Regions from separate parts of the Homo sapiens genome. Here region 2 is linked to region 1. The links are chromatin contacts, found by Hi-C or POLR2A ChIA-PET in ENCODE. All regions are on one chromosome and are shown on one strand. Each heading gives the region's core, a stretch centred on a gene start or an enhancer-like site at or near the end of the contact. The rest is flanking DNA. Distances are from core to core; before and after follow the strand shown. Region 1 has its middle 21 kb from the start of APOBEC3H. Region 2 has its middle 22 kb from the start of CBX7.

Region 1 (5,949 bases), core at 1,775-4,274:
AGCAGTTCATATACCATCTTGAGGTTACAGAAAGATTTGGGGCTTGGATCCTGGCAAAACAGGCTATGGGAAAGGGAGAAGAGGAGGCCTGGCTGGCAAAGGTGGTCTTGTTATGTAGATGAAACCTCACAGATAGCAGTCCTCGGAGGAAAAAGATGGTAAATGTTTCTTTCAGAGTTTTAGGGTGTCAGAATCTCAGTTCCTCTTTCCTAGATCTGGACAAGGGAGGGCCTGGGAGAAAACCAGGCTGCAGCAATGCAGATTTTCTACAGATGCAAATCTCCCCCACAAAAGACCGCTTTTGCCGGGCGCGGTGGCTCAAGCCTATCTGTAATCCCAGCACTTTGAGAGGCCGAGGTGGGCGGATCACCTGGGGTTAGGAGTTCAAGACCAGCCTGGTCAACACGGGGAAACTCCATCTCTACCAAAAATAGAAAAAAAAAAAATTAGCTGGGTGTGGTGGTGTGTGCCTGTAATCCCAGCTACTCATGAGGCTGAGGCAGGAGAATCGCTCGAATCCAGAAGGCGGAGGTTGCAGTGAGCAGATATCATGCCACTGCATTCCAGCCTGGAGGACAGAATGAAACTCAGTCTCAAAATAATAATAATAATAGAAGACCGCTTTGCAGGGCTGCTTCTGTTTGCAGGAGCAGCCATCTCAAAATATATCAGAGAAGGATATTTTGATTACCTTTACTAGCCTTTCAGGTCTCAGAAGCAGATAGATGATGATGGATAGATGGATGGATAGATGAATGGATGGATGGATAGATAGATAGGTAGATATGAGGACTAAGCTCTGCTTTTTTTTTTTTTTTAATCTTGCCCAAATTCCTATCTAAGGGGTCTGGGGAGTCATGCCCTATAAACCATAAATTCTCATCAGATGAGTTTTATTTAACCCTCTGTTTCATGACTTACTTTCCAATATGATCGCTGAAGGGGTTCACCTTGCCCACTGCCTAGACAGAGCTGATTTATATCAAGACACAGCAATTGCAATAGAGAAAGAGTAATTCACGCAGAGCAGGCTGTGCAGGAGACTGGAATTTTATTATTACTCAAATCAGTCTCACGGAAAACTTGGGGATCAGAGGTGGTTTTTTGTTTTTTGGTTTTTGGTTTTTTCTAGAAGGAGACTTGCTGTCATCCAGACTGGAGTGTTACCGGTGGTGACAGTCTAGCACCTTTTAAAGGTCTGATAGGAAACATTTGTCATCTCTTGTCTCTAAGGGCAGCCACTATGAGACTTCAAAAGAGACTTGGTCTTCACAGTCTTTTATTTTATTTTATTTTATTTATTTTTGAGACACAGTCTAGTTTTGTCACCCAGGCTAGAGTGCAGTGGACCTCTGCTCACTGCAACCTCCCGCCTCCTGGGTTTGAGAGATTCTCCTGCCTCAGCCTCCCGAGTGGCTGGGATTACAGGCGTGCCACCATGCCTGGCTGATTTTTATATTTTTAGTAGAGATGGGGTTTCGCTGTATTGGTCAGGCTGGTCTCAAACTCCTGACCTCAGGTGATCCATCCGCCTCGGCCTCCCAAAGTGCTAGGATTACAGGTGTGAGCCACTGTGCCCAGCCACAATCTTTTATCTTAACCTCAACATTTTCTTTCTGTTGATCCCAGGTCTTTAGACAAACTAAACCGACTGTCAAGCAGAAAATGTTTAAATTTACCTATAGCCTGGAAGCCCCCTGACTTCGAATTGTCCTGCCTTTCTGGACCAAACCAATATATGTCTCGAATGTATTTGATTGATGTCTCATGCCTTCTTAAATATATATAAAACCAAGTTGCACCCCAGCCACCTTGGGCACATGTTCTCAGGACCTCCTGAAGGCTGTGTCATGGGCCATGCTTACTCATATTTGGCTCAGAATAAATCTATTCAAATATTTTATAGAGTTTGACTCTTTTCGTTGACAGATAGACAGACAGATACTGGCATAGGAATAGACAGGCAAATCTAAGACTTTTAATCTCTCTCTTTTTTTTTTTTTTTTTTTGAGATAGCATCTCACTCTGTCACCCAGGCTAGAGTGCAGTGGCGCGATCTCGGCTCACTGCAACCTCCGCCTCCCGGATTCAAGTGATTCTCCTGCCTCAGCCTCCCGAGTAGCTGGGATTACATGCGCTCGCCACCATGCCCAGCTAATTTTTGTATTTTTAGTAGAAACGGGGTTTCACCATGTTGGCCAGGCTGGTCTAGAACTCCTGACTTGAGGTGATCTACCTGCCTCAGCCTCCCACAGTGCTGGGATTACAGACGTGAGCCATCATGCCCGGCCTTGATCTCTTAATTAAAACATCAATTTGCTGGAATAACAGGATGTATTTTTCTTTTATCATGCAGGACGGAGATGAGTAAAATCTCAGTAATCCTCTTCAGGGTTGACACAGCCCCCTTTTTTAAGTATTTAAGTGCTTAAGGAATATACAAAGATGTTGATTACAACATTATTACCAGGAAATATGGCTATCAATTAGAACCGAAGGCTTCTTCTCAAAGGTTAAGACTATTTTCATATTGAGGTAGTTCAGCAGGGCTGGTTTCACAAGTTACAGATCACAAGGACCCCCTGATAAAACAGGATGCGGTAAAGAGGCCCGGACCAAACCTGCCAAAACCTCTGATCATCCTCACCGCTCATTATATGCTAATTAAAATTAATTCTTGTGCTAAAAGACGCTACCGCTACCACCAGTGACTTGACAGTTTTACAAATGCCATGGCAACATCTATACATTACCCTGTATGGTCCGAAACGGGAAAGAGTCCTCAGTTCGGGGAATCCCCCACCCGCTGCCCAGAAAATTCATGAGTAATTGAATGAATAACTGTTGATAACCTTCAAGTCATGTTCAACAGTAAGCAGGCTTCCAAAGCAATCCACCTTGGGAGCTGTAACCCAGCCTATGCTATAACAACCATAAGATGTTGGTTACTTATTTTCTTCTCTGTTCTTTTCTTCCTCCACATGTGGTCATTGAAGTAGAGGGTGTTCACCAATTCACTAGTAATTGATTAACGTCACATTCTGCCCCCTGGAGGCTGCCTGCAAGATTCATGAACTTGTTTTGCTTCTGAAGAATGAAGATCCTGAGGTCATGCGACCTCCTTGGCGATGTCCAGAAGTTTGATTGACGAAGGGACGCAAACAGCTTTGATCATGGGGGAATCTCACCTCCCGCCCTACCCACCTTACAAAGGAAGGTCAGATTCGAGAGTTTGGGTCTCCCATCCTCAGGCCGTGGCCAAATTGAATAAACCTTTCTCTGCTCCTAAGCGCCCACATGTCAGTGCTTGGCTTACAGCGTGTCAGGTACTCAAACCTACCCTTTGGGGTTCTGCAACAGTCTTTTGACTCGATGGTAACATTGCGTCTCCAACTAAAGAATCTTATCATAAATTTCTCAAATGATTGATGTACTGATCAGTGTGTAACCTGCAGACACTAAATAGGACACTGATTTCTTTTAAGGTGAGCTGAAGTCTGAAGTTCGACTGATTGTCTTGTGTGTAGGCATTCTTATCCTGTATGATGTCATCTGTACCCCATGATGGTGATGGTAACCTCTGTGTTGTACCCTCTAAGGAAAGGAGTCCCCCTCCATTGTTTTTTGTTGTTGTTGTTGTTGTTTTTGAGATATATTTTTGCTCATGACACCCAGGCTGTGGTACTGTGGCACAATCTCGGCTCACCGCAACCTCCACCTCCTGGGTTCAAGCGATTTTCCTGCCTCAGCCTCCCAAGTAGCTGGGATTACAGGCATGCACCACCATGCCTGGCTAATTTTTTTTTTTTTTTTTTTGTATTTTTAGTAGCGACAGGGTTTCACCATGTTGGTCAAGTTGGTCTCAAACTCCTGACCTCAGGTGATCCACCCACCTCGGCCTCCCAAATTGTTGGGATTACAGGCATGAGCCACTGCGCCCAGCTCCCCCTTCCTTCTTTTAAACTTTCCTAAAAAAAACCTTGTGACAGACTCTGAAATACCCCCAACCTTGTTGGTGTGTCTTCCTGGGTCGATCATCACATTTGGCTTCCAATAAACCTTTATCAAATTATTTCTGCCTCAATAGCCTTAATTTCGGTGGACACTCTGGACTGCTTAATAAATGGTGCTGGCACAACTGGCTATCCATCTGGAAGAAAATTGAGTCCTTTTTCATACCATATGCAAAAATAAATTCCAGATGGCTCAGAGCTTCAATGTAAAAAATTAAAATCTTAGAAAAAAATCCAGAAGACATGTACAAAACAGAAATTAGGAAAATCCTTATAATTAAAAGAGAGAATCCAGAGACCTTCAACAAAAATATAGATCTATTTGATTACATAAAATCTAAAATGTCTGTATGGGAAAAGATACAAATAGACAACTAGGCCAGGCATGGTGGCTCACACCTGTAATCCTAACACTTTAGGAAGCCAAGGCAGGCGGATCGCTTGAGGTCAGGAGTTTCAGACCAGCCTGGTCAACATGGTGATACCCCATCTCTACTAAAAATACAAAAATTAGCCAGGTGTGGTGGCGTGTGCCTGTAATCCCAGCTACTCGGGAAGCTGAAGCAGGAGAATCACTTGAACCCGGGAGGCAGAGGTTGCAATGAGCCAAGACTATCCCACTACACTCCAGCTTGGGCAACTCTGTCTCAAAAAAAAAAAAAAAAAATCTGCATGTGACTTTTTTTTTTTTTAAATAGTTAGGGTCTCACTATGTTGGCCAGGCTGGTCTAGAACTCCTGGGCTCAAATAATCCTCCTGCCTCGCCCTCCCAAAGATGTGGGATTACAGGCATAAGCCACCATGCCTGGCCTTTTTTCTTTTCTTTCTTTCTTTCTTTCTTTCTTTTTTTTTTTTTTTGAGAAGGAATTTCACTCTTGTTGCCCAGGTTGAAGTGCAATGGTGCGATCTCTGCTCACCACAACCTCTGCCTCCTGGGTTCAAGCGATTCTCCTGCCTCAGCCTCCTGAGTATCTGGGATTACAGGCATGCGCCACCAAGCCCGGCTAATTTTGTATTTTTAGCAGAGACGGGGTTTCTCCATGTTGGTCAGGCTGGTCTCAAACTCCTGACCTCAGGTGATCCACTCACCTCGCCTTCCCAAAGTGCTGGGATTACAGGCATGAGCCACCGCGCCCGGCCCTTTCTTCTTTTTTTTTTAATGGGAGAAGGAGCCAATGCAATGGCTACTCTTTATTGGAAAGAAGAAACTTTGCAGCACATTTTGGGTAACTTGGTGCAGGTGCTCAGTACGTCAGCTGGCGGGGCACCAGCTTGTAATGGGTTCCATAGCTGGGGCATCACTGGGTCTCGCCTTTGTGCAGCCCAAAGCAGGTGATGGTACTGTTGTCCTCTACGCAGATGCAGCCCACTCTTCTCTTGTTGGTGATGGAGAGGACTAAATTAGGGTCTTCTTTGGTGCCTGAAGCTGCCTTTAGGGGTAGTATATTATATGGGTCCGGTCCCTTCCTTGCAGCCATGATGACCTCCCTCTCCAACGCAGTTGCCTGCTTGTCATCAGTAGTGCGATGCTGTTTGCAGGGTAAATAAATTGGAAATAAAGTGAATTCCCACTGGTGGATGAATGTGTAATTTATGGTACATTCACACCATTGACTAGTATGCAGCCAAAATTTCTACAAGAAATTATTGAGAAAAGGGACAGAATGATGTGTATAATCATGTGTGATGGTTAATACTAAGAGTCAACTTGATGGGATTGAAGGATGTAAAGTACTGATCCTGGGTGTGTCTGTAAGGGTGCTGCCAAAGGAGATTAACATTTGAGTCAGTGGGCTGGGAAAGGCAGACCCACCTTTAATCTGGGTGGGCACCATTTAATCAGCTGCCAGTGAGGCCAGAATATAAAGCAGGCAGAATAACGTGAAAAGTCCAGACTGGCTTAGCCTCTTAGCCTACATCTTTCTCTCATGCTGGA
Region 2 (5,949 bases), core at 1,123-3,622, 56 kb after region 1:
CCGGGCCGGATGGGGGCCGGAGGGGCAGGTGCGCGAGCGGCGCCGGATGGAGGATAGAGGGGCAGGAGGAGGTGTGGGCAGGCATGTCTTTTCCGGGTCCCACCTGAGGCCCCAGGTGCAGCCCCCTCGCACCATCCCCCGTCTGCCTGTGTTTGGGACCCAGGGCTGCGGCCGAGATCCATTTCCTCCCAGCCTCTGACCACCTGCTCCTGCCTCTCAGCACGTCTGCTTCTCCCCTCATCCCCTTAGCAAGCCCTGGCCTCTGCTCCTTTCCTGCAAGCGCCCCACAGTTATCCTGCCTCTTCTCAGGGCACCCTTCCCTTCCTCCCATGTCTCAGTGTTGTCTTCCCCCAGCTGGGCCCTGGGCAGCCCCCTCCCTGAGCACTCCTCCACCAGCCCTCAGTCCACAGCTGGGAAAACTGAGGCCTCTAATCTGGGGGCTACTCAGGCACATGGTTGGAGTTCAGTTATCTGTGTGTCCCCCAGGCCTGGCACAGAGCCCCGCACTGGGGTGGACTCTGCAGTGGGAGATGGTGGATGGGTTCAGCACAGAGCCCAGCGCTGGGGTGGACTCTGCAGTGGGAGATGGTGGGTGGGTTCAGCACAGAGCCCAGCGCTGGGGTGGACTCTGCAGTGGGAGATGGTGGGTGGGTTCAGCTGTGCTGGAATCTTGCTCCACCACAGCATGCTGTGCAGCCTGGAGCAGGTCCCTCAACCTCTCTGAACCTCCATTTTCTCATTTGTAAAACCAGGAAGAATGAGGCCTATTTTTTAGGCTTGTAGTGAGAATTGACAAGACAACGTATGCAAAATAAATATCACAGTATAAGGTGGTTGCCATTCATTCATTCTATAAATATTGATTGAACACCTTTTTTTTTTTTTTTTTCAGATGGAGTTTCACTCTTGTTGCCCAGGCTGGAGTGCAGCGGTGTGACCTCAGCTCACTGCAAACTCCGCCTCCTGAGTCCAAGCAATTCTCTTGCCTCAGCCTCCCAAGTAGCTGGGATTACAGGCGTGTGCTACCACGCCTGGCTAATTTTGTACTTTTTTTTTTTTTTTTTTAACTAGAGATGGGGTTTCACCACCTTGGTCAGGCTGGTCTCAAACTCCTGACCTCAGGTGATCTGCCTGCTTCGGCCTCCCAAAGTGCTGCGATTACAAGCGTGAGCCACTGTGCCCGGCCTGATTGAACACCTATTATGTCTCATTATTATTAAGTTCAAAAGAAAAGAAGCCAATTCAGCAGACCCCAGATTCTGACCTCCCATCCTATGCTGTTTCCTGGTGCATCCTCCACTCCTAATCCACACGGAGGCGTCACCCTAAATTACCCGGCTGCACATATCACTACCCTGGTCAAAAGCCCCCAGCAGTTCCCCGGTGCCTAGGGTGTCAGCTCCCGACTCCTGGCAGTGACACTGAAGACCCTCTGTGATCTGGTTCCAGCCTCTTTTCCATGGGATCTCTCTATCTTGTGACACCAACTTTGACTACAGGTGTGCAGATCTGGGTCCCGTGGCCAGAACACCCTGGGCTTTCTCACTGCCACGCCTGTGCTCCTGCTATGCCCTTGAGTGGAACAGCTACCATTTTTGTCCTTACCCAACAAAGTCCCGTCCGCATTTTCTGGCCCATTTCCCCCAGGTGGCCTCTCTGACCACCTGGAGCCAGGCTCTGAACCTCAGTCAGCCTCCTCGCCTAAGCATCCCGTTCCCCACTCCCCAACCGGGCCCTGCAAGGCCAGCTCTATCACCAATCATTGGCAGGAACCACTGGGCTAACAGCAGGTGCTGGACCGATCCACATGACAGGGGATGGCCTGACCTGCCCGTGTGATCAGAGTCCAGCTCTGCCACTGTCCCACGGGGATCATTCTTATCCGTCACATTCCTAAATGGACTAGAATGGTGGCCTCCTCTGCCCTGGGACCCTACTCTCTCCAGGCAATGGAGAAAGAGCCAGGGGTCCCCCCACCACTAACTGCCCCACTGACACTGTGGGGTCTCTTCCCATAGTCACGGTGCAGGCATCAACCAGATACCAGACTAAATGGGATTATCCAGACAGGACCACTGGGCCAGAGCCTTCTGCTGGAGGGAGGGAGCTTTGCTCCTCCCCTACACCCTCCCTGTTCCAGGGCTCAGTCCCTTCCACAAGGTCCCACCAAGCCTTCACAAGCCTGCCCCGTCTAGCGATGGGGAGCCCCATACCCCCTGGGGCATCTTGTCCATCTCTGATAGTTAGTTCAGAGCTGAGCTAGCTGCCTCCACGGAATTTCTGCCCCATTCATTCATCCTCTGTGAGTTCCTTCTGCACGCATTGAGCACCTACTGGGTGCTAGTTGATGTGCCAGCTCGCCTGAGCTTTGCAACACCTCTGTGAGGTGTGAAGGCGGATGCTGATGACAGTGATGGTTACAAAACCAATGAGGAAAGTGAGGTGCAAAACCAATGAGGAAAGTGAGGTGCAAGAGAGATCGCCACCCACACAGAATCTCACAATCATCAGGCAGCGGCTGGGCCAGGAGTAGATTTTCCATCTGGGTGACCCAGGAGCCTGTGCTCTTTCTTCCACTGAACTGAATACGTCCCCTAGCAGGACTTAGGAGGGGTAATACTTGGGGAGGTGGGGGCAGGACTAGCCTATCCAGTCCCCCAAAGCCTTCAGTAGAGGGCATAGAGCTGGACCTGCGTTGGGGTTACCAAGGGTAGCCAAGGGTAGTTTTGGAGCTGCTGCAGCCGCTGCTCACCCCCGGGAGCCTCCTTCTGAGAAGGAAGTATTATTGAGCCTACATTGTGTTGGGAGGGAAAACGTGGGGTCCTTGGAGCCCTGCCAGCCCCCTGCCTTCAGGCTGTTTGGCTTTGTTTGTTTTTTTGGTCTTTTTTTTTTTTCCTTTTTCTTTGGGCTGATTGTTCTCATTAAATCTTTTTGTCCTGTTTTGTTTTTTACGGGGCTGACAATGCTGCTCAGTGCTTAGCGCGGCTTCCTGTGTTTCTGCCCCAGCGCAGGCCTCGATGGGGCTGTGCTTCCTGTTGTGAGCCGTCGCCATGGCAACTGGAGGCCTGGTGGGCTCCATGGGGGTATGGGGAGGGGTGACATCAGTGACGTCACCGGGTGAGAAGGCAAGGGGCAGGGGTCTGGAGGGGGTTGCATGGGGGAAGGGCAGCCAGCAGCCAGCCGGCGCATTGCTGGGAGCTGACTCACAGCCCGGGAAGGGGAAGAATGCCCTCACATTCTTTTGGGAGGTAAACAAGGTCAGGGAATGCGGCTGGGATCCTGTTTACCTGACCCTGGCCCCCCGGGGGACCCGAAGCCCTTACAGGACAACACACTGGAATAGAACCAGCCAGACTTGGGGGGCTAGGGAAGCAGGGGAGAAGAGAGGAACCGTGAGGGGCCCCCAGGTGGGGGCCAGAGACAGAAAGCCCAGGATTCCAATCACATCTCCACTAGGTGACAGCGTGACAGCTCTATGACTCTGAGCAAGCCACATGGCCTCCCTGTGCCTCAGTTTCCCCTATTTCTAAATGGGGAGAATTTCTCGTGCAGATGGTCCCTTGGTCTCCAATCACTTTGGGCTGGTTTCGGGGGTTGCGAGGGTGGCAGCACAGCCCGTGCCTCTGCATTTTCTCCGTTCTCCACCCGCCCAAGGCCTGATCCAAGGCTAGGGTCTCCACGTCTCTGCCTGCACCTGACCCTGCTAGGGTAATGCCCCAGACCTGTAGCCAAACCAAAGGGCCGAGGTGGGCTGGCCTCGAAGGGAGGTGATGGGCGTGCAGCCCAGGGCGGGGCGCGGCACCTCTAGGATCCCAGGGCTGGAGTTGGTGCAGCTAGCCCCGCTCTCTCCCCTACCCTGTGTCCCCCCTTCAGCTTTCTCAGAGCCCCACCTCTTATCCCTGAACCTCCAGAGTGACGGCCTCCCCTGCTCATTAGGGAGGGTCCAGAGGAGCCCCTCCTGGTGCCAATGGTCTGTATCCTGATCAAACTCTGGGATTCCATGGTGCTGAGATCTGCAAGAACAGCCCCGGGGGCAGGGCCGGACTCTGCATCTCTAAGACAAACCTTTGCCACCTTTGAAACTGACCAGCTGGGAACAACGTGCCCTTCCCCCACAGGTGCCATGTGAGGGCACAGGCCATGCCCCCATGGCCACAGTTGAGTTGGGGCCACCTGGCCTATGGCTGAGAGTCTGGGTATCAGAGTCTGACTGGCTTTGCGGCTTGCTAGCTAGGGCCTTCGGTCAAGCTCCTTAGCCTCTGTGAGCCTCAGTTTCCTGATCTGCAAAGCAGAAGCTCCCAGGGTTGATGTGAGACTGAGTGAGTTAATTCACATGAAGCCCTTAGCGCATAGTAGGCCCTCATATGTGCTGAACCCACACAGAGCCAGCCCCCACAGACCCCTGCATCCTCCGCAGCAGCACCCAATGCCCCCGTCTCTGAGGGCTCCCCTATGCTGAACACCCGTCCCAGTGCAGGAACAGTGCCCACCAGATGCCCCATGGTTTTCCCATAAAGGGACCGGACTTGGGTTTCCCTGGACAGGGAATATCCTGTTCTGGGCTGGCGGGGGGGAGGAAGAGGAGCGGGAAGGACACGGCGGCTCCGCATTCCTGGCATTCTTGGCGGCCGCCCTGTCCAGCTGCCTCGGCGCTGCCGGGGGCCCTGGCCTACTGCCATGCTGGCCCGACACGGCACAGCAGCACCCCGCTTGGGGCGCCCCTTGGACTTGGGGTGATAGAGGACCCATCTTGTGCCAGTCCCACCCATCCCAGACTATCGCAGAAGCAAATGAACCCCAACCCTGGAAGCAGAGATTCGGGGGCTCTGGGAGGAGTCAGTTAACAGGGGAGGAGTTTCTGCTTTCAGTTCTACCTTATGGGGCTCCCTAGCCCACCTACCGTTCCCCAGGGAAGCTCTCGGGGTCAGAGCCGGAAGAGGGGAGAGGTAGAAGACTCCTGGGTTCTAGTCTCCAGTGCCCAGACAGCCACTTCCCCTCTCTGGGACTCAGTATCTCTGTCTGCAAGATGGGAGACTTTGATCCCTTCCTTGGGCAACCCCAGCATTGCTGCCCTTGTCACGCTCTATGGCATCATCACTGCCTCTCTGCAGAGCCTGTGCCTCTGGCTAAGGGCAGGAGCCCATCCCTTCTCCGCACTGGGCCGGGCCTGGTGGGATATAGTGGTTCCCACCGCCACGCAGCCATGGTATGCAGGATTCGAACATTCAGAGGGGAGGGCCTGGGGGCGGTCAGGCTCTGGAGCCCTCACCCTGGGAGTGCCTTTGGGGTCCTAGGAGGAAAGGGGTCCTTGTCCAAGATCCCACAGCTAGCTCGGTCAAGCTGACCCGGGAATCCGGGGACTTGCTGTTCTGCAAAACCACCAGAAACTAGGGTAATTCTTTTCCATGTTTTTCTGCAAACGCCCCCTAGTTTCAGGCCCAGAGCAGTCTGGGGAGAAGCTGGGAGCTGGAGGCTTCAGAGACCTCCACTCTGCAGGAGACCAAGCCCGCTCCCCATGCTGCCCTCTGCCCTTGGGGAGCCTGGAGGGGTCTTCCAGGGCCGGGAGGGGACAGGCAGGAGGGGCTGCAGTGGGATGGATGCATCTGGGCTGCCAGTCTCTAGCCTCCCACCCTCTCCCTCCCCTCTCCTGCTGGCTCGAGGACCACCCCAAGCCCCTGCCCAGTCCTGGGAACTCCAGCTCCATCTGCACTGCAGGCCCCATTTCCCACTTCAACAGCTCACGGTGGCTCTGGGCACAGGGACCAGAGCAACCTGGTCCAGGCCACAGCGAGAGGCAGGAGCAGCTCTTTGCTGGAGTCAGGAGGCCTGAGAAGTCCCTGGGCCTCTGCACCTCCACTTGATCATCACAGGGTTAGAGGATGTGGTCCCTGGGGCCAGCCTCATCAGTCCTCTGTGGTCCCAGGATTCTGAAATTCAACTGTTTGGTTC

The links. Hi-C counts contacts between places; a loop is a spot of excess contacts on that map. ChIA-PET counts read pairs that join two places held with the same protein, here RNA polymerase II (POLR2A). Pooled maps may share reads with other maps.
Region 2: a map of natural killer cell shows a loop between it and region 1 (10-fold over the local background). The contact joins two enhancer-like sites. A Hi-C loop is called at or near these places in 1 of 168 maps with a recorded cell type or tissue (natural killer cell) and 2 of 50 pooled maps. POLR2A ChIA-PET finds 5 or more read pairs at or near these places in 5 of 52 experiments (CD8-positive, alpha-beta memory T cell, H1, WTC11 and 2 more).

What each region holds. Positions count from the first base shown.
Region 1 is chr22:39,115,032-39,120,980 of GRCh38, forward strand. It overlaps the pseudogene COX5BP7. Among named protein-coding and RNA genes, the nearest start is that of APOBEC3H, 21 kb to the left of the region's middle. RefSeq lists enhancers at 2,710-2,809, 2,820-2,969. Within about 2 kb of position 3,025, at least 7 of the 41 ENCODE cell types and tissues checked have a DNase peak (open chromatin) inside an H3K27ac peak, as active enhancers do; they include natural killer cell, where a contact is called at or near this core.
Region 2 is chr22:39,171,744-39,177,692 of GRCh38, forward strand. No RefSeq gene overlaps it. Among named protein-coding and RNA genes, the nearest start is that of CBX7, 22 kb to the left of the region's middle. RefSeq lists enhancers at 1-760, 1,773-2,442, 4,441-4,735. Within about 2 kb of position 2,373, at least 37 of the 41 ENCODE cell types and tissues checked have a DNase peak (open chromatin) inside an H3K27ac peak, as active enhancers do; they include natural killer cell, where a contact is called at or near this core.